Regions from separate parts of the Homo sapiens genome. Here region 1 is linked to region 2. A link is an interaction called in ENCODE POLR2A ChIA-PET data of the cell type or tissue named here. Cell type or tissue: IMR-90. All regions are shown on one strand. Each heading gives the region's core, and the rest is flanking DNA. Links, peaks and the distances in the headings are about the cores only. Region 1 has its middle 17 kb from the start of MB21D2. Region 2 overlaps MB21D2 (Mab-21 domain containing 2).

Region 1 (15,980 bases), core at 4,608-12,607, 62 kb after region 2:
AAATGAATAAATAAGGTGTCATCCAGGCGTGACATTCTGAGGCTACAGCTCTAACATGAGAAGACAAATAAAGCAGTGCTCCCTACAAATTCTTAACACAATGTGTTTGTTTATTTTCCCCCAGTCTATCCTTGCACAGCTTGACATTCCATAGTTGAATGTTCTAATTTTTTTCTAAGGATCTTTACTCTAAAAGAATTAGCCTAAAATCAAAAGAGAAGAGAATCTATAAGTGCATTAAGACCCCCTCCTTGACACATCTTGGCTAATGGCCTCTTATTCTCTGTTGGTGGGGGATGAAGCAAAGCCTGCTGATGAAATTCACTCAGCAGCTTGGCCCTAGGGTATGGCTACATGGTCTCTGGGTTCTTAGGGTCCAGCCAGGGCCCAGCAGGTTTGTCAGACTCCAGAAATCCCTCTCCTCACAGGGTAAGCAGAAACAAAAGGCACCCGAAGAAAGTACCCCAGGAAGTATTTACAAGAGGCTGCAAAACAGTTATAAAATGATTTTCTGGCCCTAAAGTTAGAAGCCAAGGATGATGTTCTGAAGCCCAGGTGTGAGATGAACATAGGTATAGAACTTTATAACCAGACTTATAAAGCAGTTGACACAAGAAACTGTGGTTTTGGCAAAAAAGCATTAAGGAGTCTGTATTTCTTCACAACCAAGATATGGAAGAAATCTGCTCCTAGGAATCTGGGCTGCAGTTTTCTTTATGTATTTTGGAGAAAAGCAACTTTATAAATTTCAGATAATAATTAGTGATAGTAATAAAAAGACATAACAATCTTTAGGCAATAAATAACATTCAAGTATGTCTGATGACAAAATTATATGCAAAATTAAGGATATAGCCATGCATAAAAATCACAGATCTTAAAGAAGAGTGGAAAGGAGTTTCCAATTCTATCATAACATCAAAATCTTAATAATACAGTTGAACAAGATAAGGTGAAGAGAACAGAAGTGACTTGCTTATGGGAACACACAGAATGGCAGGACTGGAATTTTTTTTCCACATGTCAGCACAAAAGCCAAAGAATGTGAGGGCCTGTGCATCAATTGCCAATAAATGGCTGCATGTTGCAGTCCATAGCTATATGTTTGCAGTCCATAGCTATATACTACAAAACTATAAATAGCCAAATTTAGCAAAAACCTAGTAAATAGTCTAGTAAATTTTCATAACCTAGTTAATATGGCATTTTTCATAAAGTTGTCTTTTTATGTCTTCATTCACTGAAAACATATTTATTGAATCTCTTTTATGTGTCGGGCATTGTTCTTGACAGTGAGGATATGGCGGTGAACAAAGCAAACATTTTCATCCTACTGGAGCCCGAAAGATTTATTTTTTAAACTAATTTATGCAGTTGTGAGGACTGACGAGTTCAAAATCTGTAGGGCAGGCAAGTCTGAAAACTATAGGGCAGGTTTGCAGGAGTTGATGTTGCAGAATTTCTTCTACAAACTTCAGTTTTTGTTTTTAAGGAATTTCAACTGATTGGATAAGTCTCATCCACAATATCTAGGGTAATCTCCTTTACTTAAAGTCAACTGGTTGTAGATATTAACAACGTCTATAAAATACATTCACAGGAACACCTAGATAAGTGTTTGATTAAATGACTGTGTACTAGAGCCTAGCCAAGCTGACACATAAAACTAACTGGCACGCCATCTACCTGATAAATATTTACTAAGTGCTTATCACATGCCAAGTTCTGAGATAAATCACACGCAATCCCTGCCCTCTAAAGGAAGGGCATAAGTCATTTAATTAAAGACATTAAAAATGTTATTCGACAAATCTATAAGAGATAGAGAACAAGAGCTATCTTTGCAGGTTTGGAAGAAGGAATAGTACTTCCACGTAAAGAAGGCGGAAAAGCTGAAAACACAAAAGACAATTGACCTTGTCCTTGGAGAACAGGTAAAATAAGAACAAGACAGGACCGTGGCATTCCTAGTGAGAGAAATGGCATAAGAAAAAGTGTGGAGTCAGGAAAATGTGTGATGTTTATAGAAACATTGAGTGGTTCAGTTTGGCTGGAAATATAGAGCATTCATCAAAACCTCTTTTATTTAGCCAGTGATTACTCCATGCTTGTTCAAGTACTCATTCCAAAGCTGTTAGCACATTTGCAGATGAAACAGAGAGATCGAGAGATTCCTCCAAAATCACACAGAAAACCTCCAGGGCATGACACATACAAGTCAATCCCATTTTCTTTTGGAAGCTAGATGCTGCTGACTCTTCAAAACAAGTTTTGCCATCCTTGAGAAATAAGAATGCTTTTATCTCTGTTTTTCAGTTTAACTGTCTTTGAAAAAGCCACTATTTCTTCAATAAATGGAAGAAATGTATTAGGCCCTAATTTTTAATGAACATACATGTAGGTATCAATGCACCAAATAATATGTTCAGGGATTTATATATCACACAATTCAAACCTTACTGCTTTTACCACTCGGTCAAAGGTATTTCTTGATTTTTGTTGTTATTGTTTGTTTTTTTTTGGGGTGGGGGGGCACAATACTTAAATTGCTGTGGTCAGAGGTGCACAGAGAAAATATTTATAGGAGTCAGAAGGTTCTCAGGAAAGTAAAATTAATCTATGACTCTTATTATTTCAGTTTTGTGCCTTATGAATTCCTTTTATTCTAATTCCTCTCAGGCATCTTCTTTCCATGCCCCAAGCCCCTCCCACATTTCAAAGAATTGTTGTTGGGTTAGCACATTACTGTTAAGAAAACACGATGTGTGCCGTACTTATTCCACCACCAGCCTCTCCCATCCCTGCGTTAAACTCAGTCATCCTTTTGCCTACATAGGAATTCATGTTTTCTACTGATGAGCTAACTAGCCATGGGTTTGTTCTGAAGATTAATGGTTTTATGGCATTCAAAAGAATGTGACTGGTTTTGAGGCTAATGTAACATTTTTTAAAAATAAGATAATTATAGGAATTATAGGATTCTAGACACTTTCTGGACCAGTCTTCATTCGGCTTCATGCCGCTGTGAATGGAGCAGAAGCAAGTTGTACCCTTTCTTCCCCTCTCCCCCTCCTAATTTCTGCTTTATAAGAGGGAAGCTGAGGAACTGCACCAGGAAGTGACATAATCAAGTGCCTGGTTTCATATCCCCATAAAGTGCATTACTTTAATTAAATCTACCGAAGAGGCTAGTAAAAGAGAGACTGGGGAGAAACGAGGTTATTGATCAGAGGTGTTAAATAAATGGACATCATCGAGAAATGGATGTTAACAAATGTGTGGAACGCTCAAGGGGGGTCAGAGTTCAACTTCCTCTGTGAACAGCTGAACATTTGTCTTGTGGTGACATTGTTCTATTATTTTCCAAAGATGGAAAATGTCTAGAGGCTTAGAAACATAACATTACCTTACATTTACATAATGCATTAGATTTAATGTATATGATCTCATTTTAATGTTCATCCCCACAATAATCCTGTGGGACAGGCAAACCACAGATTCACAGACTGTTGAATCACATTCTTGAGGGCAGAGGTTACCCTCTACAACACATCAATAACACCTGGGTAGGAGGAGTGTGTCAAGGAGGATGTCTTTGTGTGCCTCAGAAGGGCAGGTGTGGAGAGATAGATAAGGAGCATGGATAAATGTAATCATGCAAACTAGCTAATGGCCTTCATTAAGAAAAACTTCCCCTCCCAGGGTAGGCGTCAATCTGTTATAACAAGATTTAGTGTATCATGTTTCACTCCAGTCTGAGGACAAGGTCACCTCCCTTTGGATAGAGATCAGAGTCTCCCCCTAAAAAAGTAGCATCCGGCCGGGCACAGTGGCTCATGCCTCTAATCTCAGCACTTTGGGAGGCCGGGGAGGGCAGATCACCTGAGGTCAGGAGTTCCAGACCAGCCTGGCCAACATGATGAAACCCCATCTCTACTAAAAATACAAAAAATTAGCCGGGCGCGGTGGCGGGCGCCTGTAGTCCCAGCTACTCGGGAGGCTGAGGCAGGAGAATGGCGTGAACCCGGGAAGCAGAGCTTGCAGTGAGCCGAGATTGCGCCACTGCAGTCCGCAGTCCGGCCTGGGCGACAGAGCGAGACTCCGTCTCAAAAAAAAAAAAAAAAAAATACAAAAAATTAGCCGGGCATGGTGGTGGGCACCTGTAGTCCCAGCTACTCAGGAGGCTGAGGCAGAAGAATGGCGTGAATCCAGGAGGCGGAACTTGCAGTGAGTGGAGATAATGCCAACTGCACTCCAGCCTGGGCAACAGAGCAAGACTTGGTCTCAAAAAAAAAAAAAAAAATGCTGTAAAGATGGCTTGGCGTGGTGGTCTGGCCTGTAATCCAAGCACTTTGGGAGGCTGAGGCAGGCAAATCACTTGAGGCCAGGAGTTTGAGACCAGCCTGGCCAACATGGTGAAACCCTGTGTCTACTAAAAATATAAATATTAGCCAGGCGAAGTGGTGGGAGCCTGTAACCCCAATTACTCAGGAGGCTGAGGCAGTAGAATCACTTGAACCTGGGAGGTGGGGGTTGCAGTGAGCCAAGATCATGCCAATGCACTCCAGCCTGGGCGACAGAACGAAACTCTGTCAAAAAAAAAAAAAATGCTGTAAAGGTATGAGGAATTGTTACATCTCAATTTTATGTCTTCCTAATATTGGTGAGGCCTGGAGGTGGAGGAAAAAGGCCCAAGGGAAGGGGGAAATCATTTATTCTTTCAACAAATGCCATACACCATAGTGTGCCGGGAATAAGGAAGAACAGATATTCGACTTCTGGGTAGCTGATCTGTGAAGCACTTGGTTTCTTTTTCACATCTCGAAGAGATTACCACTTTGGTCAATTATTGAAAAACCCTCTCTGAATTGGTACCTGAGCTATAACTGTGTTGAAAGTGAAATAAAGGAAAAGGTGACCTTCATGCTGGCCTCCAAGAAGGCTTTGGTCAGCTCAGCACCTTTTGCAAAAAAGCTGTAAATTTACTCCCCAAATTGTCTACTTAGATAGTTTTTCTCTCTCAGGAAAAAGAAAAAGTAGCCTGTTCAAAATTAAAGTCTACTTCTCAAAGAAATATCACAGTGGGAATGTAATTCAACAAGTATTTCCAGAGTGTTTTACGGTTTCTATACCATGCTAAGATTGAACTGCTACAAGGGGTAGAGAAGTGGATGGTAGCTGAACACCATTACAATTAACAATAAATTAAAAATAATTTATTCTGTGTGTATATATATATTATATATATGTGTGTGTATATATGTATATATATGTGTGTGTGTGTATATATATATATATATATATATATATATATATACCTTTTTTTTGTTTGTTTGGATACAGGGATACAGGATCTAGCTATATTGCACAGGCTGGTCTCCAACTCCTGGGCTCAAGCAGTCCTCCCACCTCAGCCTCCTGTCCTGATTGGCTAGGGCTATAGGCACATGGTTTGAAAGACGTAGTCCCTACCCTCAAAGCAGTAATAATTTCCATGGGAACTGTCCTAACATATGTGGAATTTTATAAGTTGAAACAGGTTAAGACATAAATGAACTAAAACCAGATGTCAATGTAAGAAATAAGTGTTTGCACATTCTAAGGTTTATGTTCTTGGATTAAGAAAAGTGAACCCTTATTGTGGAAGGCTCTGAAAGTGAAGCAAAGGAGCTTTAATTTGGCTGTGTAGGCAATTAATAAGCTAATTAAAGGTTTTATTTATTATTTATTTATTTAATCTTAAGAAACAGTCTCACTCCGTTGCCCAGGCTGGAGTGCAGTGGCACACTCACAGCTCACTGCAGCCTCCACCTCCCTGGGCTCAGGTGATTCTCCTGCCTTAGCCACATGAGTAGCTGGGACTATTGGCGCACACCACGATGCCTGGCCTTTTTTTTTTTTTTTGAGACAGAGTCTCACTTTATTGCCCAGGCTGGAGCGCAATGCCATGATCTTGGCTCACTGCAACCTCCACCTCAGTGTCCTAGGTTCAAGTGCTTCTCATGCTTCAGCCTCCCTGTAGCTGGGACTACAGGCACAAGTCACTATGCCTGGCCAATTTTTGTATTTTTAGTAGAGACAGGGTTTTACCATCTTGGCCAGAGTGGTCTCGAACTCCCGGCCTCAAGTGATCCACCTGCTGAGGGCTCCCAAAGTCCTGGGATTACGGGCATGAGTCACTGCGCCCAGCCCACTTTTTTATTTTTTGTAGAGATGGGGTTTTGCCATGTTGCTCAAGCTGTTCTTGAACTTTTGGGCACAAGCCATCTGCCGGCCTTGGCCGCCCAACATGCTGGGATTGCAGGTGTGAGCCACCGCAGCCGGCCTCATGAAAGGTTTTAGAGCAGAACAGTAACCATGATGAAAAGATGGAAAATCCAAACCCGGTGTTATAGTTAGGGCCCTTTAATTCAAAGCTTTTATTATCAGAAATAATTCAAATCAAATTTAGCAAAAAAACAAAATGTAAGTGGAGAAACGAACAGACTCATGTAACTAGAAAGCTCCTGTACTGGGCTTCACCCACGACTGTTCAGGCATTCAAATAATGCCCATCAGCTCTCTGGCTCCATTATTAGGCTACCTCCATGCAACAGTAAGACGCCTACAGACAGCTCCATTTACATGGGGTTTAGACGTTATGGGCTCAGAGAAAGAGTCTTTGGAAAAGGCACCATAAGGAGTTCTGATTGGCCCAGCTTAGGTTTCCATCCCTGAAAACCCACTGTGGCCAGTAAGCTGAAGCCATTTGATTGGCCAGGACCAGGTCATATGCAACTGCTGAGGTAATGAGGTGACCCTTGTCAGTCCTTCCTCCACCTTCTTTAACCACGTAAATCAAGATATTTACAGAAGGAGTATGGAGTAGTTTCTCAAAAGAAGAGATACTGGGCCAACAAACACACACACACACACACACACACACACACACATAAGTGCATTACCTAAATTTGACATTAACACATTTACAATCTAGGATAGAAAACCTCCTTTAAAAAAACAGCAGTATATTTCTTTAAAAATTGCATTTATGCACTCATTGTATAGACACGCAATGCTGTGAGTCATGGCTCCTATTTTTGAGTGTCTACCACAGAAGTTTCTCTATTTCTCTACAAGCAAACAGAAAAGGTTCTGAGAAGTTAGTTATAAATCCTTCTCTTCATAACTGAAATGAGAAATTGGGGGGGGGGATGATAAAGTGAGAATGGTTAATGAGTACAAAAATGCATTTAGAAAAAATGAATAAATAAATAAAAAGACCTAGTATTCAGTAGCACAATTGGGTGACTACAGTTAGGACCCTTTAATTTTAAATTAACAATAATTCTGTGTGTGTGCGTGTGTGTGTGTGTGTGTGTGTGTGTGTGTGTGTGTGTGGGTATACACATATATTTGAGCCAGGGTCTAGCTACATTGCCCAGGCTGGTCTCGAACTCCTGGGTTCAAGCAATCCTGCCACCTCAGCCTCCCGACTAACTAGGGGTACAGGCACATGTCACCACTCCTGGCTAATTTTTTTATTTTATGTAGAGACAAAGTATCTCTATGTTGCCCAGGCTGGTTTTGAACCCCTGACCTCAAGCAATTTTCCTGCTTCAGCCTCACAGTAGCTGGGATTATAATGCGCTGTATATTTTAAAATAACTGAAAGAGTGGAATTGGAATGTTTCTAACACAGAGAAATGATAAATGCTTGAGGTGATGGATACCCAGTTACTCTGATTTTACCTGTATCAAAATATCACATGTACCCCATAAATGTATATAGCTATTGTGTACTCCTAATAATTAAAAATAAAGCATTTTCTAAAAAAGAAGGTGTAGCTGATATAGTTTGGATATTTGTCCCTGCCCAAATCTTACGTTGAATTATAATTCCCATTGTTGGAGGTGAGCTCTGGTGAGAGGTGTTTGGGCCATGGGGGTGGATCCCTCGTGGCTTGGTGCTATCCTCACAATAGTGAGAGAGTTCTCGTGAGATCTGGTTGTTGTAAAGTGTAGCACCTCTCCTCCCCTCTCTCTCTTGCTCTTGCTTTGGCCTGTGATGTGCCTGAGGCTTCCTGAGGCCTCATCAGAAGCTGAGCAGATGCCAGGCACCATGCTTCTTATGCAGCCTGCAAAATGATGAGCCAATTAAACCTCTTTCCTTTAGAAATTACCCTGTCTCAGGTATTCCTTTCTAGCAACGCGACGCAGTGGTAGAACAGCTTAACACAGTAGCAGAGATGGATAGCTGACCACCAAAGACTCCTTCGTAGTGTAGGTTGTGGCTAGAAAGTGATGCCCAACTAGGGCATATTTAATGCTCCTGTTCCCCTGCATCTGGGGTGGAAGTCACATGGCTAATTCTTGCCAATGGAAAGAGAGAGGAAATGATGTGAGTCAGTCACTTTGGGTGAAGTAGTGGAGTGGCTGTGTCTTCACCACAGCCCCTCTGTATGTCTTTAAGTGAATAGGGAGGACTCCTTGGATCCTGCAGGAGGGGTGGGCCACAAGATAGAGTTCTTGGTGCTCTGAATAACTACATGAAATATCACCCAAGTATCATCCTAACTGCATTCCCAGATGAGTCAGATGTAAACTTTTCTTGTGTTAAGCCTATGGGAACTAGAGTCTTTTTTTTTTTTTTTTTTTTGAGATGGAGTCTTGCTTTATCGCCCAGGCTGAAGTGCAGTAGTACGATCTCGGCTCACTGCAACCTCCACCTCCCGGGTTCAAGCAATTCTCCCTGCCTCAACCTCCTGAGTAGCTGGGATTACAGCCGCCTACCACTACACTCGGCTAATTTTTGTATTTTTTAGTAGAGACGTGGTTTTCCCATGTTGGCCAGGCTTGTCTTGAACTCCTGATCTCAGGTGGTCTGCCTGCCTTGGCCTCCCAAAGTGCTGGGATTACAGGCGTGAGCCACCATGCCCGGAGAGGAACTAGATTCTTACCTTAGCAAATAGAGAAGGATTTAATCTTAACATCCACACACTCATTTCCGTCACATAGAATTGTTATCAATGACCATCAAAGCTGTAGAACCAAGGATTCACACATCCTTACAGCTATGCCTTTCCTCCAACATCTTTTCCAAAAATAACCAATTTATTTTATATGGTGGAAATTCCACTGAGGCAAGTCACCTCCCTCTTTGATAATTCTCCTAAGTAGTATGGGAACACTTTATTTTTATTTTTTATTTTTCTGGAGACAGTCTGACTCTGTCGCCCAGGCTGGAGTGCTGTGGTGCCATCTCAGCTCACTGCAACCTCCACCCCCTGGGTTCAAGCGATTCTCCTGCCTCAGCTTCCGAGTAGCTGGAATTACAGGCATGCACCACTACGCCTGGCTAATTCTTGTATGTTTAGTAGAGACAGGGTTTCACCATGTTGGCCAGACTGGTCTTGAACTCCTGACCTCAAGTGATCCTCCCACCCTGGCCTCCCAAAGTGCTGGGATTACAGGCGTGAGCCACTGTGCCCAGTCTTGGGGAACACTTTAGTAGTTACTGTACCTGCACTCACTCCCTCTTCACTGAGAGTCTTAAACCACACAAACTATCCATGGCTTATGACAGGTTTCATCAACAAAGCTCCATGCCTTCACTTTTAATTTTTGACCAAACTCATAGCCTTCTCCTGAATGAATATATTGATTCTAATGCTAGAATCACACACTTTAATTGTATTCTGGCTTATCAATCTTTTTTTTTTCTCTTGATGATTATTGCTGATTGCAAAGATGTAGACAGATCCTTGCACCTGCTTCATGAATAGCCCTTTGTCTTCAGAAATTTCCTTGAAGGCTAGTGAATTATGCCACTTTAAAATTTTAAATATGCCCTACCCTGTTTACATAATTATTACAGGCCTCTTCTGATTAGCACTTGCAATACTCTCCTTGCTTTTGCATTTATTGGATATTATGGATTAATCATCGTTGCAAAAGAACCTAAAACCTAGCACGAATAAAGCAAATATCCAGAAGAATATTTAAAAATAATGTTATCCTCACAACCAAAAATAACAGCTGAGGGTCCCTGTTGGTGATGAGCTCAGTTGGTGTATTTTTACATTGTTCTTAGCTTTGTTAACATGTATGAATGCTTTTAAGTTGTAGAACCTTAGAAGGCCAGAGCTAGAAGTTTGTCTCATCCAGTTAATTTTTTTTTTGAGATGGAGTCTCACTCTGTCACGCAGGCTGGAGTGCAGTGGCGCAATCTCGTCTCACTGCAACTTCCGCCTCCCGGATTCAAACAATTCTCCTGCCTCAGCCTCCTGAGTAGCTGGGACTACAGGCGCGTGCCACCATGCCCGGCTGATTTTTTGTATTTTTAGTAGAGACGGGGTTTCACCATGTTAGCCAGGATGGTCTCGATTTCCTGACCTCGTGATCCACCCGCCTCGGCCTCCAGATATCTATAGTTTACACATGAGAGAAATGAGACTGAGAGAAGCACATAACAAGTTCCTGATCACGTGGCTAAAAATTTAATCCAAATGTAAATGAAACAGAATTTAATAATATGTGACAGCTTTTCAGATTACTTTTAGTCTGCCCTGTCAAGTTTCAACAGACATTTTGTTTTCACCAGCTCAGCTTCTCCCCTCAGTCTTCTAAGAAAATACCGTCTTTGCCTTATTCATAGGAAAGAGTGGAGAAATTCACCTGCAGACATATAGGAAATGGTGTAGATTCTTGTACGTTTTTTCAACTCTTAGGGTCTGGGTAATTGGAAAATGAGCAAAGAAGCTGAATAGATCTATACGATCAAGAACTGTGAAAGAGAAAACATAAAGTTTGATGTGGCATGAAAAATTGAAGAACTCTGAAGGAACTGATACTTTTGAGAGAATTAAAAAAGTGAAACCAATCACTCTTCCCCTTGCTCTCAGAATCCAATACGAATCAATTTGAAACATACCCATTTCTGAGTTACAGCCAATTATTCCCAATATCACTGAATATTCCGAGTATCACTGAATAAATTACATTGTGGAAAGTGCTGCTTTTCAAACTTTTGAGACATCCCTAATGTCAATGGAAACATTAGCTCTGGGCACCGGCTGTAGTTACTTTGTAAGATGCTAGAGACTTTCCATCTTTCCATAAAATTTATTTTTGGTAATAATGTCTCTTCTTTATTCTGATTGGTGGTAAAACTCTTAAAATTCGAGCCCTGATACTTGTTCAAGGGATGGAGTAAGAAGTGGAGCTAATATTTAGAAGGGAAAAGACAGTCAGTTAAGTTCTTTGAGATCTAAGTAATGAAGATTCGAAGATTCTAGTGTGTCCAGAATTTATTCCTTCCAGTGGGTTCTTGGTCTCACTGACTTCAAGAATGAAGCCGTGGACCCTCGTGGTGAGTGTTATAGCTCTTAAGGTTGGTGTGTCTGGTGTTTGTTCCTTCAGATGTTCAGATGCGTCCGGAGTTTCTTCCTTTCAGTGGGTTTGTGGCCTTGCTGACTTCAGGAATGAAGCCGCAGACCCTCACGTTGAGTGTTACAGCTCATAAAGGTAGTGCGGACCCAAAGAGTGAGCAGCAGCAAGTTTTATCGTGAAGAGCGAAAGAACAAAGTTAACACAGCATGGAAAGGGACCCAAGTGGGTTGCCGCTGCTGGCTCAGGTGGCCAGCTTTTATTGCCTTATTTGGCCTCGCCCACATCTTGCTGATTAGTCTATTTTACAGAGTGCTGATTAGTCCATTTTAAAGAGTACTGATTGGTGCATTTGCAATCTTTTAGCTAGACACAGAGCGCTGATTGGTGCATTTTTACAGAGTGCTGATTGGTGTGTTTACAATCCTTTAGCTACACACAGAGCGCTTATTGGTGTGTTTTTACAGAGTGTTGGTTGGTGCATTTACAATCCTTTAGCTAGACACAGAGTGCTGAATGGTGCGTTTTTACAGAATGCTGCTTGGTGCATTTACAATCCACTAGCTAGACAGAAAAGTTCTCCAACTCCCCACTCGACCCAGGAAGTCCAGCTGGCTGCACCTCTCGCTAGGTCTGAGAAATGGCCCTGTAATGAGGTTTTAGAAAGATACATATAGGGGAGGGGAGTTCCTGATGAGCCCTATATGACCATGAATACCTGTCCTCGAAACTCTGGGTCAGAAAAGTGAAAGTACATCCATAGGCATGTGGATATTGCCAGCTGTGTGGGTAAAATCCTTTAGATGGAATGAGTTAAACCTAGAATGAGCCCCTTGCAGGTAAGTGTGGCGTGTCCTCCTACAGCACTCTTGACTCTTAAAACCAGTGCCCACCAGTGCCCAGGAGAGAACAGTTTCATGAAAGAAAAGATGACTTGAAACCCAACTGGTAGGAGAAAAATTCTGTCACTGGCTTTCTTTTAAAAATCCAATTTGGGGCCAGGCACGGTGGTCACGCCTGTAATCCCAGCACTTTGGGAGGTTGAGGCGGGTGGATCACGAGATCAGGAGATTGAGAACATCCTGGCTAACACAGTGAAACCCCGTCTCTACTAAAAAATACAAAAAATTAGCTGGGCGTGGTGGCGGGCGCCTGTAGTCCCAGCTACTTGGGAGGCTGAGGCTGGAGAATGGCGTGAACCTGGGAGGCAGAGCTTGCAGTGAGCCGAGATCGTGCTGCTGCACTCCAGCCTGGGCGACAGAGCGAGACTCCATCTCAAAATAATAATAATAATAATAATAATAATAATAATAATAATAATAATATGTAATATAAATAATAATAATAAAAAATCCAATTTAGTTCAGGAAGTGGATTTTTCTATTTCTTAGTCATCTCTCAAAAAAAATTTTTTTAAGCCAAATCTTGGAGAAAAAGGACCACAGACAGGAAAATATTTTATTTATTCCAGACTCATATCAAGCAATATGTGTTCAGGCACTTATTTTAGTTCCAAATGTGTTTCCCTTGATTCTTGGGTAAAATCAGTTACTTCTCCTTCAATCTTGGTCCCTATCAAGACTTTAGAAAGAACTCTCCTTGGATTTCTAAAAGATAATTAACAAACTGGATATCTATACGAAAGTAATTTTGTACTTGCGCAAAAGAGTGCATTCAGCAGATAATTCACTCTTGTGGCTTTTCATTAGCTAACTTTCCCTCGGGGCAATTGAGAGGTTAAGGCCCTACTCATCCACTTTCTCAGCTTCTGTTAGAATTACTGCTCTAATTCACCAAGGGGAGTCAAAGAAACGGCACCTCTCACCAGAACTAACCCTTGTAATTGAGGTAGATTCATTTAGTAAGTGTCTCATATGTTAGTCATTTAAAGGATATTATGTAATCCTCTCAACAACCTTATAAATTAAAGCTAATCTCAAGAAAGAAACTGGTTTTGAGAAGTTCAGTGATTTCTCCCAAATCACACACTTAATAAATGGCAGGGTTGTCACAGTCTTTGTAACTCTGAAGTCCATTACCTTTTTGCTGTGCTTCTTGGCTTTACAGCATCTCTCTCCTTTAATCTCACCCATAGGTTAAAAAATCCCAAGCATCGTCCGGGTGCGGTGGCTCAAGCCTGTAATCCCAGCACTTTGGGAGGCCGAGGCGGGCAGATCACAAGGTCAGGAGATTGAGACCATCTTGGCTAACATGGTGAAACCCTGTCTCTACTAAAAATACAAAAAATTAGCAGAGTGCGCTGGCGGGCGCCTGTAGTCCCAGCTGCTTGGGAGGCTGAGGCAGGAGAATGGCGTGAACCCGGGAGGCGGATCTTGCAGTGAGCCGAGATCGCGCCACCGCACTCCAGCCTGGGCGACAGAGCAAGACTCCATTTCAAAAAAAAAAAAAAAAAAAAAAAAAAAAAAAAAAAATCCCAAGCATCGTATGTCTCCTGGGATTAGGAGAGTCTAAAAGGATATGCAAATACTTCATCTGCCAGGGGCAATATGTGACCTCACTACTTTGGTGGCTTAATACTCTTTAAAATGCAATCAAATCTTACCCAGATTTCTCTAGGTAGAAATCTTACCATAGTAGAAATCTTATCTTTCTTTTCTTCTTCCTTTTTTAAAAATTTATTCATTTATTTTTCTTGAGACAGGGTCTTACTCTGTCACCTAGGCTGGAGTGCAGTGGCACAATCATGGCTCACTACAGCCTCAACCTGCTGGGCTCAGTTAATCCTCCCACCTCAGCCTCCTGAGTAGCTGGGACTACAGTTGTGGGCACCACGCCCAGCTAATTTTTATATTTTTTGTAGAGACAGGGTTTCACCATGTTACCCAGGATGGTCTCGAACTCCTGACCTCAAGTTATCCAGCCGTCTCAGCCTTCCAAAGTCCTAGGGTTACAGGTGTGAGCCACTGTGCCTGGACAAAATCTTATCTTTCTACTTATAAGATAGAAATACACTTTATTAATATACCTTTACTTGGAAAATCTAATTATAATAGATGCTTATTATAAAAAAATGAGCTATTTTTGCAAATATCAAAATTTAAAATTAGGGGTAAAGATAACATTTTAATTTTTTAATCAGCTTGACTATTATTAAAATACAAAATATTTGCACATCCCTTGAAGTACCTTCTGAAAATCTTTACTTTAGAATTATTTCTTTCTCCTTCCCCTCCCTCCCTCTCTTCCCTCTTTTCTCCCTCCCTCAGTCCCTCACTCCCTTTGAAATATGTACCAAACATCTCCTAAGAACCAGAAACTAGGGAGTAAGAAACGGTCCCTGCTCTTAAGAGCTCATGTTCTAATCAAAAGAGACATAGCATGATCACAATTTCCAGAAGAAAAATATCAGGTGAAGCACAAAATATTATGGGAGTTTGGAGTTGGAGGGACTATTCTGGCTGGGTGCGGGGTAGGGATCTTGGTAGACTTTGGAAAGGAGGTGGCTTTTCTAGAGAGTTGGGAATAATACATGCTGTATTAGAAATAATGGCTTTTCAGATGGAGGGAAAAACCATGCTGGAGAGGGAAAAGGACAGGCCACGGAGTTAAGGACAAGGTGGGGTGTGCGTGGAGGGGAGTCTTGAGAGTAAGACTGGAAAGGTGTGTTGGGATCACATGAAAAAGTCTGTGAAGTTCTCTCTGAGGAAGTGTAGCCCTTAGTCCAACAGATAATGGGGACCATCAAAAAGTTTTTCAGTAGAGGAGTAAAGATATCCAAGCTGTCCTTTTTTCATGAGATTAGCCTGACAGCAGTCTCCTGTGAAACATGGATTACAGGAGGGAGAGCCTATTGTCAAGAACAATGAGGATAATAATTTTGACTCCAGTAAAGGGAAGCCATCCAAGGGGAAGGATTATTCACGATGAAGGCAAGAGACAGCTCCAAGGCGATGTGATACGAGGAGTAGGGATATAGAGATATCCTGGTGTACTGGGTTGAATAGTGTCCCCCTAAATTCCTGTCCTCCTGGAACCTGTGAATGTGACCTTTTTTGGAAATAGGGTCTTTGCAAATTTAATTAAAACGAGGTCATACTGGATTAGGTTGGGACCCAATTTAATAATTGGTGCTCTTATAAGGAGAGAGAGGTTTGGAGACACAGAAAGATACATGCACAAAGGGAGGAATTGCCATGTTAGGATAAAGGAAGGGAGTGCAGTGATGCAGTTACAAACCAAGGAACACAAAAGATTGCCAGAAACCCTAAGTAGCTGGAAAGAGGCAAGGAATGATTATTTCCTAGAACTTTCAGAGAGAGCATGGCTTCTTGGAAACCTTGGTTTTGGACTTACACCCTCCAGAACTGTGAGGGAATACATTTCTGTTGTTTTAAGCCACCAACTTCGTAGTGATCTGTTTGAGCAGCTCTGGAAAACTAGTACACCTGAACAACCTTAGAAAGATCAAATGATAGTGGTTACGTTCAGGAACAAGGGGAGATTTATTAAAATTTATTATGATAAAGAGGAAAGAGCATGTTTATATGACAAATTATATGGTGGACCTTTGTGCAGGGCACAGAGATAAGGTATTCCTACTAATTCCAGAACCTTACAGGCTCATTAGTGAAGACTACGAACAATCAGTGGAA
Region 2 (15,980 bases), core at 2,587-10,586:
CTGCATGCACACCAGATGGTGTGAAGCCGCAGGTTGGAGGGAGACAATAAACCCAGAAACTATTGCAATATTAGGTTATAAAATGACTGACTTTCCAACAGGCATGCATCAGTGGCTCACTGATGAATGGGAGGAGTATTGGGTAGAGGGAGGAAAAGGCTGCTCAAATAAGGAGCTGTAATCTTCAGCCCCTTGTACCCCGACCTCCACACACCTCCCAGGAAGCAAAAATGCAACAAGCAAAGATGCCCTCTACAACACAATCAAAACAGGCTCTCTCTCTCTCTGGCTGAGAAAGGGTCCCAGCAGAGTCATGGAGCCTGAGGCTGATACAAAGCAGCTCCCTCAAAACTGACAAGCACCATTCTGTCAGTATCTTATTTGCAAAGAAAAAACAATATACCCTGGCTGTCACCCCACTATGTACCTCCATGGCTCAGTGACACAGAGCAAAAGGAGAAGGTAGCAGAAAGTGGTGAGTACAGGTACTCTGGCTGGTTAGGGTACAGGTTTCTGTCCTGGTTGCTGTTTTTTATTTCTAAAGAGAGGGCTCAGAGAAATTGGACTAACTGCTGCTCCTCTCAGGCCTCAAGTTTTTCATCTGAGAAAAGGTTATGTGACTAGATGGTCACGGCAGGTGAAAGATGGCTGCATGCATATTCTTTGACACTCTCCCATCAAGAGGCTGGGGCTAGGTCCTGTGCCCTTGAATCTAAGAGGGCTCTGTGACTGCTTGACAGAGTAAGAGGGAAGTGATGGTTTGCTAGTTTTCAGCGTCAGGCCTTAAGAAACTGGCAGCTTCCACTTCATATCTCTTGGAATGTTCTCTCTGGGAGCCCGGATCTTCCGCATAAGGAAGCTAACTTAGACTAAGGCTGTCATGCTATGAGAAAGGCCAAGCTAATCACACAAAAAGGCTGGGGATGGGGGAGGAAGGAAGATTGGAATGAGGGAAGGGGAAAAATGCTTGGTCAGTGAGGTCCAGAAATCATACAGCAATTGTAGGCCATCCGCTTTGTACCCTGTCTGAATTTCTGACTCAAAGAATCACCAGATATAATAAGGTATTATTTTAAGCCACTAAGTTTGGGGGTAGTTTTATGCAGCAATCAGTAACGGATACAGGGATCTATAAATGCCCTTTTAGCCCTAACAACTCTGATTCTGTGATCTTCATGTGTGCCAGTGGTCCTCCAGCTCTTAGCCCATCCTCACTATGGCAGTCATATCCAAAAGATAGAAGGGCTAGGTGCATGCTTATATTGGACTCTCATTGTCTGACTCTACAGAATCCATCTTCCCAGTGAACTTGAAACACAAGAAGCAAGTGGAGCAGAGGGGAGAGAATCTCTTTGAAAACGCAGTGGGAGACAGAGCCAAGTAACGGAAAGAAACAAGGACTAGTGACATCATTTGACTCCTTTGATCAAGTCACCTCTAACCATGAACTTTTCACTGACAGTTAATAAATTAATATTTTGCTTAAGCAAGTTTGTATTAAGTTTTTTTTTTTAATTTTGCTGCTGCTGACACCCCTGCTACTTAATGGAAAGAGGATTTTCACTTGCCCTTGATTTTTTCCGTTCCTAAATAATCAGTCATCAGTGGCAAAATAAGGAATCATCTTAAAGGGGGAAAAGACATATAGGCAAATTTTTCAATATACCGAGGCTCCATTTTGTGGTCCATAAAATGAAAAGGTTGGTCTGTGCTATGCCCAAGGAAGGATGGTCTCTAATATCCCTAGGATTCTGTAAGTGCAACTCTTTCATACAATTCACTGCCACATATAATCATGAAAAGTAAGATAACCCAACAGACTGACATTAATGGCTAGCTAAGCAAACTATCATACAAAGCACAGTGGGAAATGACGTAGCCAATGAAATGCTAAGTTTGGGGACTATGCTACTAACCGGAACTATGTCCATGAAATAATACATTAAGTAATTAGGTAGGCCACAGACTAGTTGTTAAAAGAAATATACAGCATTTAGTAATGAAATAAGAGGAAGAGGGTGGATCACTTGAGGTCAGGAGTTCGAGACCAGCCTGGCCAACATGGTAAAACCCCATCTTTACTAAAAATACAAAAATTAGCTGGGCATGGTGGTGTGCCCCTGTAATCCCACTTACTCAGGAGGCTGAGTCAGAAGAATTGCTTGAGCCCGGGAGGCAGAGACTGCAGTGAGCCAAGATGGAGCCACTGCACTCCAGCCTCGGCGACAGAGTGAGACTCCATGTCAAAAAAAAAGAAAGGAAGGAAGGAAGGAAGGAGGGGAGGAGGGGAGGAGGGAAGGAGGGAAGGAGGGAAAAAGGGAAGGAGGGAAGGGAGGAAGGGAGGAAGGGAGGAAAGGAAGAAGGGAAGGAGAAGTGGAATAATGTGATAGGCTTGAGTAGTGGAGGAGACTGACACAGTGAATAAAACAATCCAAAACCTGAAAGCTGGCTCCAGCCGAGGCCTGATGATGTAACCATCCTGTCCCCAAATCACTGGAACAAACTCCAAGCACAACTATCCAGAGTCATGTAATATGTGTCTGACTCAACCCAGGCTCTAGTCACAGTTGGGTTTCCTGGCTTTCCCAAAGGAAAGTAAAAGCTTCCAATTACCCAGATTCTTACTGGCCTCTTGGTTCTGAAAACCCCCCTTTCTCCTCCCCATAAAAAGCCACTTGACCTCACCTTGCACTTGGGGCCATGGCCAGTTCTGCAGGAAGGAAGCATATCTGCCATCAATGAGCCTATTCCAGCCTGCACAGGACACAGCAACAAGCCTGCCACTGACATTATCAATAATGAAAAACATCACTGCTCCTTGAGCAGCCATCAGCAGTCTATAACCTGCTGAGCTGAGCTAGGAAAGGTACTCAAACAGCAGGAAATAAGGGAGCTTCAGCCTTTAAATTATATTACAGCCATGCAGAGCAATTCCAAGAAAAAAAATAAACTGCATATCAATAGTACTTGGATGGATGATGCTTAAGTGTGGAGCAAGATCCTGAGACTTATCAGAAAGCCTAGCTGAATGAATAAGGCTAATAATTATCATCATGAAATAAATTACACAACCAAATACGGATGCTCTTGGCCCACGACTGCTTAGACACACAATAACCTCAAAAGCACACAATCAGGACTGCCCCTCTGTCTTTCCTAATCCACAGGGAGGACTTCTGTAACACGAATCCCTAACACGGGTCAGGAAACCTAGTCAGGATTCCTGACTGTGTCTCTCTAGCAAATGGCATCCTCTGACCCTCAGCTTCTCATCTGTAAAAGGATTAAATAAGCCAGAAACATTTAAAGCCCAAGACTAGTGAGCACGACGAGTGAGCACATTGGATCTGATGGGCATTTCTGTCATGCTTACCCTTGTTCTTAGAAATGCAAAGGCTGGCCGGGCACACTGGCTCATGTCTGTAATCCCAGCACTTTGGGAGGCCGAGGTGGGTGGATCGCTTGAGGTCAGGAGTTTGAGACCAGCCTGGAAACATGGTGAAACCCCACCTTTACTAAAACTACAAAAATTAGCCAGGCATGGTGGCGCACGCCTGTAATCTCAGCTGGACATGGTGGTGCAAGCCTGTAATCCCAGGCTGAGGCAGGAGAATCACTGGAACCTGGGAGGTGGAGGCTGTAGTGAGCTGAGATTGCACCACTGCACTCCAGCCTGGGCGACTCCGTTGAAAAAAAAAAAAAAAAAAAAGGAAGGAGAGAAGAAGGAAGGAAGGAAGGAAGATTGCAAAGGCTAACAAGTTCGAGGAGTTTAAAAAAAAAATGCAAAACCGATGTAGAAACAGGGAGATAGTTTCTCATCATATCTCTTAAGGCCAAAATATATTATGACCCAACTGGGAATGGTTTCCTGTGGCTATTTTAATTCTATACCTCTCTCCTTCCAACCAATGTGAGGACAGTTGGTTATTACCACCCTCAGAGCAAATGTTGGATGCAACTTCTCAACCACACATTGTTGTTGTCATCACAAATGTTATCTGAATTGTAACATGGGGATAAGGACGTCTGCTCTGCCAAGTTCAGAGGTTATTAAAAGGCCATCAATGGGGATCATGAACATGAAAGTTTCCACCTGTGAAGCTTCAACTCACACGGAACATGGGCATATTCACGAAGGCACGGACTGAGTCCATCTATTCTCATAGAATCCACTTTCCACCCACCCCGCCCTTGTTGACAATCACCTGGCATGATGAAAAGTTACACATACTTGCAAACTGAGTGCACCCAGGCTTACTAGAAAAGGAAGGATACTACCTTATGAAAAATGACGGTTATTTAGGGGTTGATGGACCTACTAAATATAGATTACTTATGCCAAAAATGTGGCCCTTGTATATACTTCAATTTTTCAGCAAATCTCTCTTGAGCATTTACTGTTTACCCGACACTGAGAGGGATACAGGGATACAGTAGAACACAGAATAACACAGAGTCTGTCCTCATGGAGATTATGTTCTATAAAGAAGAGCTGATATTGTATAACAACGAATAGACATTAGAGGTGCAGGTATGGGAATAAAACAAAAACCTAGCCTCGTTTGCAGAGTCAGGGAAGAAGGTCAAAGAATAAGGAAGGCAAAGCATGTTCCAAGGTCTGAAGCCAAGAGTGGTCAGGATAAAGGGCCTCAAAAAAACTCAGAGCCAAGAGAATGAAGAGGGTGGAGGCCAAAGATGGGCTGTGGAGGTGGGGAGAAGCCAAACGGCCCTTAAAACAGGTTAACAGGGATGCTTTTTAACTATAGAGGGAAGTGACATGATGGGGATGACAGAGGGGAGTGACATGATGGGGACAACACTGTTTGCAGCAAGGGGGGTGAGGGGAAATTACTTGGACTCTCCCGGGTGGTTCAAAAGGCCCTGCAGTAACTAGAAATGCCCTTGGGTACTGGATAGAGACATCACGTGGTGCTGAAACAGAAAAACCACCGGTGCAGTAGATGGAGGTAGAGCTGAACTAATCTTATGACATATCCTAAACATTTCACTCATTTTCTTTTATATAATCACAATCCAAGTTTGTCTCTCATAAAACTGAGGTGTGGAAATAATCCTTACCTAGCTTTCTGGCTGTTTGGATTTGGATAAAGAAAAGTTTACTCGTTTATTACTCAAAACCCCACCTGTTTCTAAAAAGGATTTGAGGTCGTTTACAATAAAAAAGGTAAACAGAGACCAACCAAATGTATCACAAGGTAAGGGAGCTCACTGTTTGCCTTCTGCACTAGCTCCCTAGGGTCTAAGGATCAAAAGTTGCAAAGCTGGCCGGGCGCGGGGGCTCACAACTGTAATCCCAGCACTTTGGGAGGCCGAGGCGGGCAGATCACGAGGTCAGGAGATCGAGACCATCATGGCGAACACGGTGAAAACCCGTCTCTACTAAAAATACAAAAAATTAGCCGCACGTGGTGGCGAGCGCCTGTAGTCCCAGCTACTCGGGAGGCTGAGGCAGGAGAGTGGCGTGAACCCGGGAGGCGGAGCTTGCAGTGAGCCGAGATCGCGCCACTGCACTCCAGCCTGGGCCACAGAGCGAGACTCCGTCTCAAAAAAAAAAAAAAAAGTTGCAAAGCTCTGACTTTATGGCTAAATATTTCAATACAGAGAAAAGAATCATGGATGACGGTAATGTTCCCTACGGGGATGGCTAAAATTATGAAACAGAATCAGGTTCTAGGTTTTCTCTGGGCTCATCTTTGGACAAGCCCCTCTCCCAGTCAGGACAGCAAAACATAACAAAACAATAGAAAATTAATAACTCAAAAGCAGTGAGGTCCCCACCCTATGTCTTTAAAAACAGGGGCCCCAGACAAGGTTTCATTCACACACACATTAGGGGTGCCATTAGATCTTGACCTCTGTTCCCTTAGGAAGCTCAGCATAAGTGATTCATTAGCTCCCCAGTAGCTTAACCCAACAGATCCCAAATTTAGTGATACTCAGCAAAACACTAAACATAAAATTCACAAGTTTAGAAGACACCCCCCCCCACCAAGCAAGCAACTCAAAATGCTGTGTCCCCTGCCTATACACCCTTGTCCTCTACACCAATGGGCGTGGAGTCTGCTCATGTGCTGCCCTCCCCACTGTCTCCAAAATGAATCCATTACCTACCCCTGGCTCTATCTGCCTCCCTCCAATTTGACAAGGGCTACAATAGAATGGTTGCTGTATGCACAATTACTATTAGTATGATTACATTAGAGTTAAGTGACGGTTAACAATACCCAAGTGTGTCACTTCCTATATTCCAAGGAGCATTTCTAGAATGACAGTACTCGACTGTGGTCCCCTGGAAACTTCCCAGCTTCATCATAGCACACAAAGAGAGTGAAATTGTAATTTATAATATTTATGATACTAGGGTAAAGGGGATGAGGCTTCTCAGGACCGCAAGTAACCAGTTGCAGGAGGTCTCCACACCCATTCCACCTCTCTACCTACATCCCATCCCTACGCCAAACTGAAAAGCTCTGCCTAAGGAACAAGTGAGTTCACCGCAACCTTCCCTTCATCCCACTCCTACCATTCAGCCCATTTCACCACTGGAGAAACCAAGCAGCCTCTGTTGGGCCCCTCTCTTGTTATCCCTCCTCTACCACTCTTTGACCGCTGTCCTCGTCTGGGAGCTGCACTCCCTGGAAACAGGAGACTCTCTTAGTGCATTTCTTTTTTTGTTTTTGTTTTTGTTTTGAGTCAGAATCTCGCTCTGTCAACAGGCTGGAGTACAGTGGGGAAGTCTCAGCTCACTGTAACCTCTGCCTCTCGGGTTCAAGCAATTCTCCTGCCTCAGCCTCCTGAGTAGCTGGGACTATAGGCGCACACCACCACGCCTGGTAATTGTTGTAGTTTTAGTAGAGACAGGGTTTCACCATTCACCAGGCGAGTCTCGAACTCCTGACCTCAGGTGATCTGCCCGCCTTGGCCGACCAAAGTGCTGGGCCTTAGTGCATTTATTCTCTTCACTTTGGCATTGAGCACAGTGTTTTCCTAGCACACTGAAAGTACTTTTAAAAATGTCTGTTGATTCCCAATGGAAATGAGTGGTAGTGTCTACTCAAAGACCAAAGACGGGTACAAGAGGAAGTGAATGGGAAAGGCATAAAGAAGCATCCAGGGGGTCTAGCAATTTCTCTCCATAGACCTGGGTAGCAGTAGTTACACCAGTTTATACTGTGTAAAAACTTACTGGGCTGTACATAAAAATTTTGCCATTTACCATGCAAAAGTTGTACCTCAGTAAAAAAGAAGAAAAAGCATTTGTTGAATGAATGGCTGAACAAATGAATAAATGAGTCAGAACCATAGCTAGAATCAAGGTCCATTCTCCAAAGCTCTATCACTAACAATGACTAGGATACATTACAAAACCTAAGCTGATACACTAATGAAACCTCACACTGTCTTATGTTTAAAAACAAATGCATCCACAAACATCAAAATTTACCTAAACGATGTCACTAATTCCCAGTTTCCCAATTCCAGCCCTATCCCCACCACTTACTTTATTATCCTGTATGTATAGTTGCTTATCCAGTGCTTCCTGTCAAAACGCCCTTAAAAATAACTTTATATGGACTGTCTGTGCTGGATATCCTGTGTGCCCCTTCATATTCGCTTCCTCCCAGCTCCTTGCCCTGGAAAGCTGACCTCTATGGACTGCATGGAGACTCTATTGCTTGCTGGTTTCTAGTAGCGTCCAGCCAGTGGGGAGCACAGCAGAAAAACAGAGAAAGATTTGAGGAAGACAGGAACATAAGCTTGGAGCATTTATTCTCCTAACTCCTCTGCAAGGTCAGTTGGGATGGCTGCTTTCCTCAACCAGTCTCTCAAAGCATCCGTTCTACCAAATGATCCTCAGGGTTTCAGAAATCTCCCCCTCCCCTGGCTGTTAGGTCTAGGGGTGCTTTACAGTCACTGCACTGAAGACGCACCATCTAGGTGGTTTCCTTTCACCCTAACTACACCTTTGTAAACTGTCCCTATTAAAAAAAAAACAAAAAACTCTTCTATTTATCCTAATTTGGGTGTGCCACCTATCTTCTACTGAGACCCCGACTGATACAGTGTTTAACAAACGGAAAGCAGTTATGTTACATCCACAACATGGAAAGACCATGCTACACCATGTTTGCTGCCTCCATTACCATTTTTATTAGACATCATTTATTACTTATGTAATGTGTTGTGCATGCAGCCATTCCCCTACTCTCCAAATGTCAGCTTCCTGAGGACTGACACTGCTGTAAACCCTAACATCCTTCAGATTACCTGGCATCTAGAAGATACTCTGCTGTTTGCTGCACGAATGGATGAATGGATGAATAAACGGCATGGTAAAATATATGGTGAAAGAAAACAGAAAAGAGAATGTAAACCAGGATTGCCACATGGATGCGTAGAGAAAAGGATGAAAAGAACATAAAGCTTGAATTTTTCTTGTTGTTGTTGTTGTTTTAGAAAGACTGTAGGTGGATTTTTTAATTTTAATTTTTCATTAAATTCGCTATGTTTATACAGCAATAATAATTTAAAAAGAAAATATTTTGTGTCCCTGAAATCTGGAATGAAATGGAAATGTAGCAAATATGCATTTATATATTTAATGGATGTACAAATGGAGTACTAAATTTTTTTAGAGACAATAACATGATTAAATATTAACACTTTCCCTCTGTACATAGCTATTAAAGAGTAATTAAGACTTTCCACAGTGTTAAGCAACCATTTGCCTAACAAAGTTGCCATAATCATGTTAAGACAGGGCAGGTGGAATCAAATGAGATTTATGGCCCCACATTTTTATTATCAGCAGTTCTTCCCAAGCAAGGGACGACATGGCTACATACACTCATTTCTACATGTTTTTTTAGAGGTTACTAAACCAACAATAGAAGTGGAAGTACTCCTAGACAGATGCTGAAGACGTAGGTACTTGTCCCAGATTAACCAGGATGTACCTATGTGCCCCTAAGCCAGTTACTCCACCTCTCTAGAGTCCTTTCCTCATGTGTAAATTAAAGGTCCCTTGCCAAACCACAAATCCCCACAGTTCTGACACTTTTATGCTCACTACCTCTAGTGTTAAGACATCCAATGGCAATGGTAGAAAGTCAGTAAAATTCCTCGGATGCTCCCCCAGGCACTGCCAACTCAGCAGCCCCAGTGCCAAAACTCTATCTCATCCTGAAACTTGCTTCCTTTGGCTCTCTGTAGTCCTTTTCTGAGAATGACTCCACCACCCGTTCTTGCACCCAAGACAGAAACATGGCTGTCATCTTGAATTTATTTCTGCCTTTGTCCTTACAACCCACATCAAAACAACTCTGCTCACTTTGCCTTCTAATTATCTCTAGAATCTGTCTAGTTTTCTCCATAATTGCTGCTCTTACTCCAGTTCAGGCTTCCTGGATTACTGCAACAATCCTTTCTCCTGGACTATTGCAACACTTTCCTAACTGGTCTTCTTTGTTAGTCCATTCCACCGCTTCTCAACCTTGTAGCCACAGTGGTTGGTCTTCCAAAAGGGCATTTCACTTCCCCACTTAAAACGCTGCAATAGATGTTGCCCTTAGGATAGCGCCCTACATCCTGAGGCTGATGCTTTATGATCTAGCCCCTGTTCCCTCTCAATTCTTGCCACTTCCCTAGTTATACTAAGCTTCCTGTGGCTCCCCCAGGAGCCATGTTTTCCCTGGGTTCATGGCCTTTGAACATAATATGTTCTCTGGCTACAGTGCTCTTTCTTTCCCACTCCTTCCTCCCTTTTGGTCTGGCTACCTCCTACTACTGGTCCTTCGGGCTCCAGCTTTCTCTAAAAACTCCTCAGGGCTCCAAAGTAGGTTGGATGCTCTTCCTATGTGCTCCTGTGGCACCCGCTATTTAATACCCAGAATTCTAATAGTCCGCTGGTTGAGTGAAATGATGAGCCACCCTCTGCCCTCGAGTTTATTTCCAGATTCTAGAACAGCGCCTGAGTCCACAGTGAGTAATTAATACAGGCTTATGGGTGGAATGTATGAAAGAGAAGGAGAGAAACAGGAAGAAAGGAACGGAAGAAAAACAATGGATTTCTAAGCAATCCCAAGACCCCGTACTACAACAGGATTTGTGTTAGCCAGGGCCTGAAGGATTCCACAGAAACCTTGGCTGAACACATACTTTCTTAGTTTATGTAACTTAAAAGATAGAAGAAATTCCTGGAGATTACCATCTCCTATGTTGTATTTAAACTGTATTACCCTCTCAAATCATTCAAGATGATTCTGAGCTCATTAAAACAAACCAAAAACAAAAAAGTTCACATCTAGGTCATAATTTGAGGAAAATATGAAGTTGAACTTCCAAATAATAAAATCTGACAATCATTTTGAGTGTTCAGAACCATTTCAAACTAGTTACCCTTCACCACACAGGTCATGCGTATCCTTTAACAATATCTGAATTTTTGTTCATGCCAGTCCTCTACCCTGAGCTCTGCCCATCGCGTATATCAACTCATCCACAATGGCCTCCTTGGCCACCAGTGTCAGTGACTCTACAGTCATCTCACTGTCCTCCCACAAGACCTCATCTAGAGGTTTTCCCATGGTGTACTGTATAATCATAATTATATATTTGACATATATACTGTACAACATGTATCTGTAGTTACTCAGCTCAAGGAATCTAGCTCAAACTCCTATCCAACGTGTCTTTATGAATAAGTAATAGCTTAGTGACACCAAATTACTCAGATTGGGGCTGAGGATCTAGCAAACTCACATGCAAGTACTGCAGACTGATATATGTGCTCTGCGCATCTCTGTCTCCAGAAGTTGCCACGTCTAAATTCTGATGGGCATTTCTGTTGTCAGAACTTGAAAGGGCCAAAGATACAAGTAGTTAAAGATTTGGGGTTCCCAAATAAATCATTACCCTCCTTTCACATGAACCTGTTATTGAAAAAGAAAAAAAAAAAAGAAAAAGAAACACTGAGAGGCAGCAACGGTGGGAGAAGCCATATACTAGGCAGGAACGGCCCGTACGAAACATCTTCAAACAATTCCTCCTCTTTTTTTTTTTTTTTTTTTTGGTTTTTTTTGTTTTTGAGACGGAGTCTCGCTCTGTCGCCCAGGCTGGAGTGCAGTGGCGCAATCTCGGCTCACTGCAAGCTCCGCCTCGCGGGTTCACGCCCTCCTCTTATCCTCACCTCAACACCCAAAAAAAAGGAGAGAGCGACAAAATGACTTCAAAAGGCTTGACTCCATGGTGTATTATCTACTTATGAGTTCTCTTCCCCCAGGCAAATTCAGTGGCAGGACTAAGTCATTTAAAAAGTGGACACAGATGAACGCCTTTATAGACCTCTCTCCCCTTAGAGAGAAAATTGGAGAAGAAATAAAAAGCTTAGCAATTTCTATGGTATTAGGTTTTTGCCTATTACTTTCAATAGAATAAAGACTTATTCAGCAGCATCTTCTGGTCTAGTTTGCCCTTTCATGAAAAATTAACTTTTTTATAGCCCTAAAAAACATCCATTAAGCAAGTGAGGACTTTGAATGTGTCAGCATTTCTATAAGCTAAGTCTTGCGGACCTGACTGTGAAGATCACAATTCTACTTTTCGGTCCTCGGCAACATGCTAGCCATGGGATGGGTGTTTTGTGCTGAAGAGCAGGCTGCAGTGGCTCATGGCTATAATCCCAGCACTTTGGGAGGCCAAGGCGAGCGGATCGCTTGAGGTCAGGATTTCGAGATCAGCCTGGCCAACGTCGTGAAACCTGGTGTCTACTAAAAATACAAAAATTAGCTGGACGTGGTGGTGCATGCCTGTAATCCCAGCTACTGGGGAGGCTGAGGCAGGAGAATTGCTTGAACCCGGGATGTGGGGTTTGCAGTGAGTCAAGACTGTGCCACTGCACTCCAGCCTGGGCTATGGAGGGACACTCTGTCTCTCAAAAAAAGAAGAAGAAGAAAAAAGAATCACCATGCCAGCATAATTCTAAAGGAGCCCCCACCCTCCTCAAAAAGAAAAAGACAGCAAGAGGTGCTCAAGAAGCAGTGGTCAAACTTCTGCAGGCCTTCCCTATCTCCCTAAAATTCACACTGATTCTAAAATCCACACATCAGGGGCTGGCTAAGGCTCAAGGTTAAAAGCTCCAAATAAAACTGAGCTTTGTGGGCTAGAAGGAAAGCTCAAAAATCTCTTTCTCTGCCTCCAGCGGTACTTTATAATAAAGAGAAGAGATTCCGAGGGACCAGACAGCACCTGTGGCTCTCTTTCCACTGATGTCACCAGCACCAGAGCTGGGCAGCACACACAGCCTTGAAGTGAAGAGTGAAGGTCTCCAAGGGGACTCTGAGAGACAGAGAGGCAGGGTCCACCAATACTCCCCAGCATTAACCACGGGCACAAAGCATTTGAGCAAATGCGGTGACTAAAACAAACGCCCGCTGGGCCTCAAGGCCTGAACTGCGTCCTTCATACTCCCATCTCCACATTCCTTTCTAGGTGATTAGTGAGATTACGATTTCCCCTGGAAATTAAAAAGTGATTGGAGAGGCTGTACACAGAGGGCTTCACAGAAGACACCATTAAGTGGCAGGTTGGAAGCAGGGAGGGGCAGAGAAGGGGGTATCCGTTGGAGGCCAAAGAAGAAAAATCTCTCTTAATCAACTTTTAGGCAGAAGCTTTCAACTGTTCTAGAGAAATTTCTCCCAAAGCAGATAAATCTTTCATTGATTAATGTCATAAACAATTAAAATGGATTTTTATTGCAGAGAATACCCATAGCGAGAAAATCTTTTAAGCTTTCCCTTAAAACCACAAAGCAGTCAGCTTCAGCACCTTGCCCAAGGCCAAATTCCTCAAATGCCAAACCTCTGACAAGGAGTAGACAAGGAGAGGATGAGCTCACTCTGAGAAGAGGAATGGACTGGCAGATCCTCAGCTCCCCAGGATTCTACCAGCTCCCAGGACTACTCCAGCAAGAGAAATGGCAGGATTTCTTGCCTCACCAGTGGCTACTAAACCACTTCAGAAACAAACAATAAGGACGGGCGCAGTGGCTCACGTCTGTAATCCCAGCACTTTGGGAGACCGATGCAGGCAGATCACAAGATCAGGAGTTTGAGACCACCCTGACCAACATAGTGAAACCCTGTCTCTACTAAAAATACAAAAAAAAATTAGCCAGGCGTGGTGGTGGGCACCTGTAATCCCAGCTACTCCGGAGGCTGAGGCAGGAGAATCGCTTGAACCCAGGAGACGGAGGTTGCAGTGAGCCGAGATTGCACCACCGCACTCCAGCCTGGGTGACAGTGTGAGAATCCATCTCAGAAAAAAATAAAATAAAATAAAATCCACTGTTTCAGGTTGGATTCTTCAGAAGCAGATGCTGAGACAAAGTCTGGGGTTCAAGATATTTATTAGAAGAACTATCCTTTTAAAGGAAGGAGGAGGAAGCAGGATGAGGCAGAGAAAGCAACCCACCAAAGCCTCAACGGGGTGTCTGGCGTCCAGTGAGCCTTCATACTCCAACCTTGCCTGTCACCAGATGTCTCCAGATGTGAGTCCCCCAGGAAAAGCACGGCCTAGGGCGAGCAGCTGTCGGAGGGGACGGACTCTCAAGGAGCTGACAGCTAGCAAGAGGCTGTCTGCAGAGTGCACCACCTGTAACTGTCAGCAAGCCCTCCCCCAGAGGGAGCCAGGGTGGCACATCTCTGCAGTTAGCACATCCACCTGTTCCAAAGACATAACCTGTCTTTAGATTTACAGTGAAGTTTAAGAAGATTAAAAGTTTAAGTTATGTTACTGGGAATTTACTAATATGAATAAAATATAAACCAATAGGAAATATTTTCATTAGTGCTTAAGATGACAATCATTTTTCAGATTATAGAAAAATCAATTGCAAGAAAATTTTGCTCTTCCCACTTACTGAAAATTATAAAGAATGTACACACAAACATATATATTTATATACACATCTATATATAAATACATATAGATGTATGTATTTATATAGAAGATGATCTGGATGTTCCAAAAATTGTTCACAGTAATTATCTCTAGGTGCTATGATTTCAGAAAGATTTTGCTTTCATCTTAATATCCTTCAGTATTAATTGCATTTTTTGGTAGCAAGTTATCTTTGTAAACAGAAACAAAGATATAAACTTAAAACAAAAGCATCCTTTATCCCCTCTGGAGGACTTCTATATCCCACCCATGAATCCAGCTGAGAACCACCATTATGGAGGAAGGACCCCAAAACTAGACAAAAGTCTTGGACCCAACAGTGAATCACCAGGAGGACATAGGCTAATGACTGACTGGTTGCTCTGTAGCTCTGTTTCTGGGGCAGGGGAAACTAGAAGATCTCTGTGGCTCCTTCCAGCTCGATGTTTTATGGTTCTAAAACAAATGTCAGCCACCTTCCCTCCCCATTATTTTTGGTAATGAGAAGCTAAATTTAACTGACACACACACAAAATACCCTAAACGTATAGCTTTGCTGTAAGAAAACTGTACTGACCGCTACGAAGTTTGAGCTGTCTACCAGTTACCACAACCCTTCTGGGGAAAGAGCACCCTCGCTGGCAGGTGTTTGTCTCAGAAGCTGCAGAAGCTTATGTCACAAACTGGCCAAACCAAGAGAAATAAGCTATTCGGTACCTGTGGAGGCCAAGAAAGGAAGGCTTCTGGAGAAACCTGGCGGCACTGGCCAAAGAGGGCCCATCAGGTCAGATGGCTAACACAAAATTCCTGTGAAATTGTATCACTAGGGAGCTATAAATGCCACATGAGCAAAACGAAGCGGCATCAATGTTTATCTGTTCTTGTCCCCAAAAGTATTGAACTCTGGTTGTCATTCTCTGTGATATTTGCATTTTATCCCAGTCTTATAAACATTGGGATCCAAAGGAACTGTGAACCAAAAAGGATGATTCCTCTTGCTTATCCCACAAAAGAACATTTCCTAAAGGGAACTCTTGCCTGGCTACTTCCTTTATAGGACGGAATAGCCTCTGAACTCCTTGAGGGCAAGGGTCGTCTGTCTCATTCAGTTATGTATGTCTAATGCCTAACCTAAGACTTGGCACAAAACTGACATTTAGTAATTTTTTTTTTTAGACGGAGTTTCACTCTTGATGCCCAGGCTAGAGTGCAATGGCACAATCTTGGCTCACTGCAACCTCCACCTCCTGGGTTCAAGCGATTCTCCTGCTAATTTTGTATTTTTCGTAGAGATGGGGTTTCTCCATGTTGGTTAGGCTGGTCTCGAACTCCCGACCTCAGGTGATCTGCCTGACTTGGCCTCCCAAAGTGCTGGGATTACAGGCATGAGCCACTGCGCCCCGCACATTATTAAACAAAATGGCCAAATGAATGAACGTATATGCTCCTTTGCTAAAGGCAGTGACACTAAGGATAAGACAAAACACTATGCAACACTTGGAAATAAGGCAAAAGGAAGGCAGCATGTCCTTTCAATGCCATACTGGTGTACTGTCTCATAGGTGCACCCAAGGGTCATCTGATTCTCTAGGAGATGATGTACCTGTGTTTCACTGACTGTTTACCATTGGTTATGGTTCAGACTTTATGAAGTTACATGTTAACTGAGATTTTTATCCATTTTAGATGTATATAATTTCTCTGCCTGGTAGAACTAAGATCCCCAGATGTGATTGGTTTACTGCCCTACAGGACATCAACCAGTTTCCTTTTTTTTTCTTTGAGACGGAGTTTCACTTTTGTCACCCAGGATGGAGTGCAATGGCACGATCTTGGCTCACTGCAACCTTCACCTCCTAGGTTCAAGTGACTCTCCTGCCTCAGCCTCCCGAGTAGCTGGGACTACAGGTGCCCACCACCACACCCAGCTAATTTGCATTTTTAGTAGAGATGGGGCTTTGCCATGTTGGCCAGGCTGGTCTCGAACTCCTGACCTCAGGTAATCCACCCACCTCAGCCTC

What was found. ChIA-PET counts read pairs that join two places held together with the same protein. Peaks named below come from ENCODE experiments on the same cell type or tissue, not always from the same donor. Only the 100,000 strongest peaks of a DNase experiment are listed, where the experiment ranks them.
Region 1: POLR2A ChIA-PET joins it to region 2 with 11 read pairs; 3 of 35 experiments call an interaction of 5 or more read pairs at or near these places.

Annotation. Positions count from the first base shown.
Region 1 is chr3:192,927,195-192,943,174 of GRCh38, forward strand. No RefSeq gene overlaps it. Among named protein-coding and RNA genes, the nearest start is that of MB21D2, 17 kb to the left of the region's middle. In IMR-90, for the core only: no CTCF peak of the experiment used is centred there; DNase peaks (open chromatin) are centred at 6,777, 7,067 and 8,537.
Region 2 is chr3:192,867,011-192,882,990 of GRCh38, forward strand. All of the region lies in intron 1 of MB21D2 (Mab-21 domain containing 2), which reads right to left. Among named protein-coding and RNA genes, the nearest start is that of MB21D2, 43 kb to the right of the region's middle. RefSeq lists an enhancer at 592-671. In IMR-90, for the core only: no CTCF peak of the experiment used is centred there; no DNase peak of the experiment used is centred there.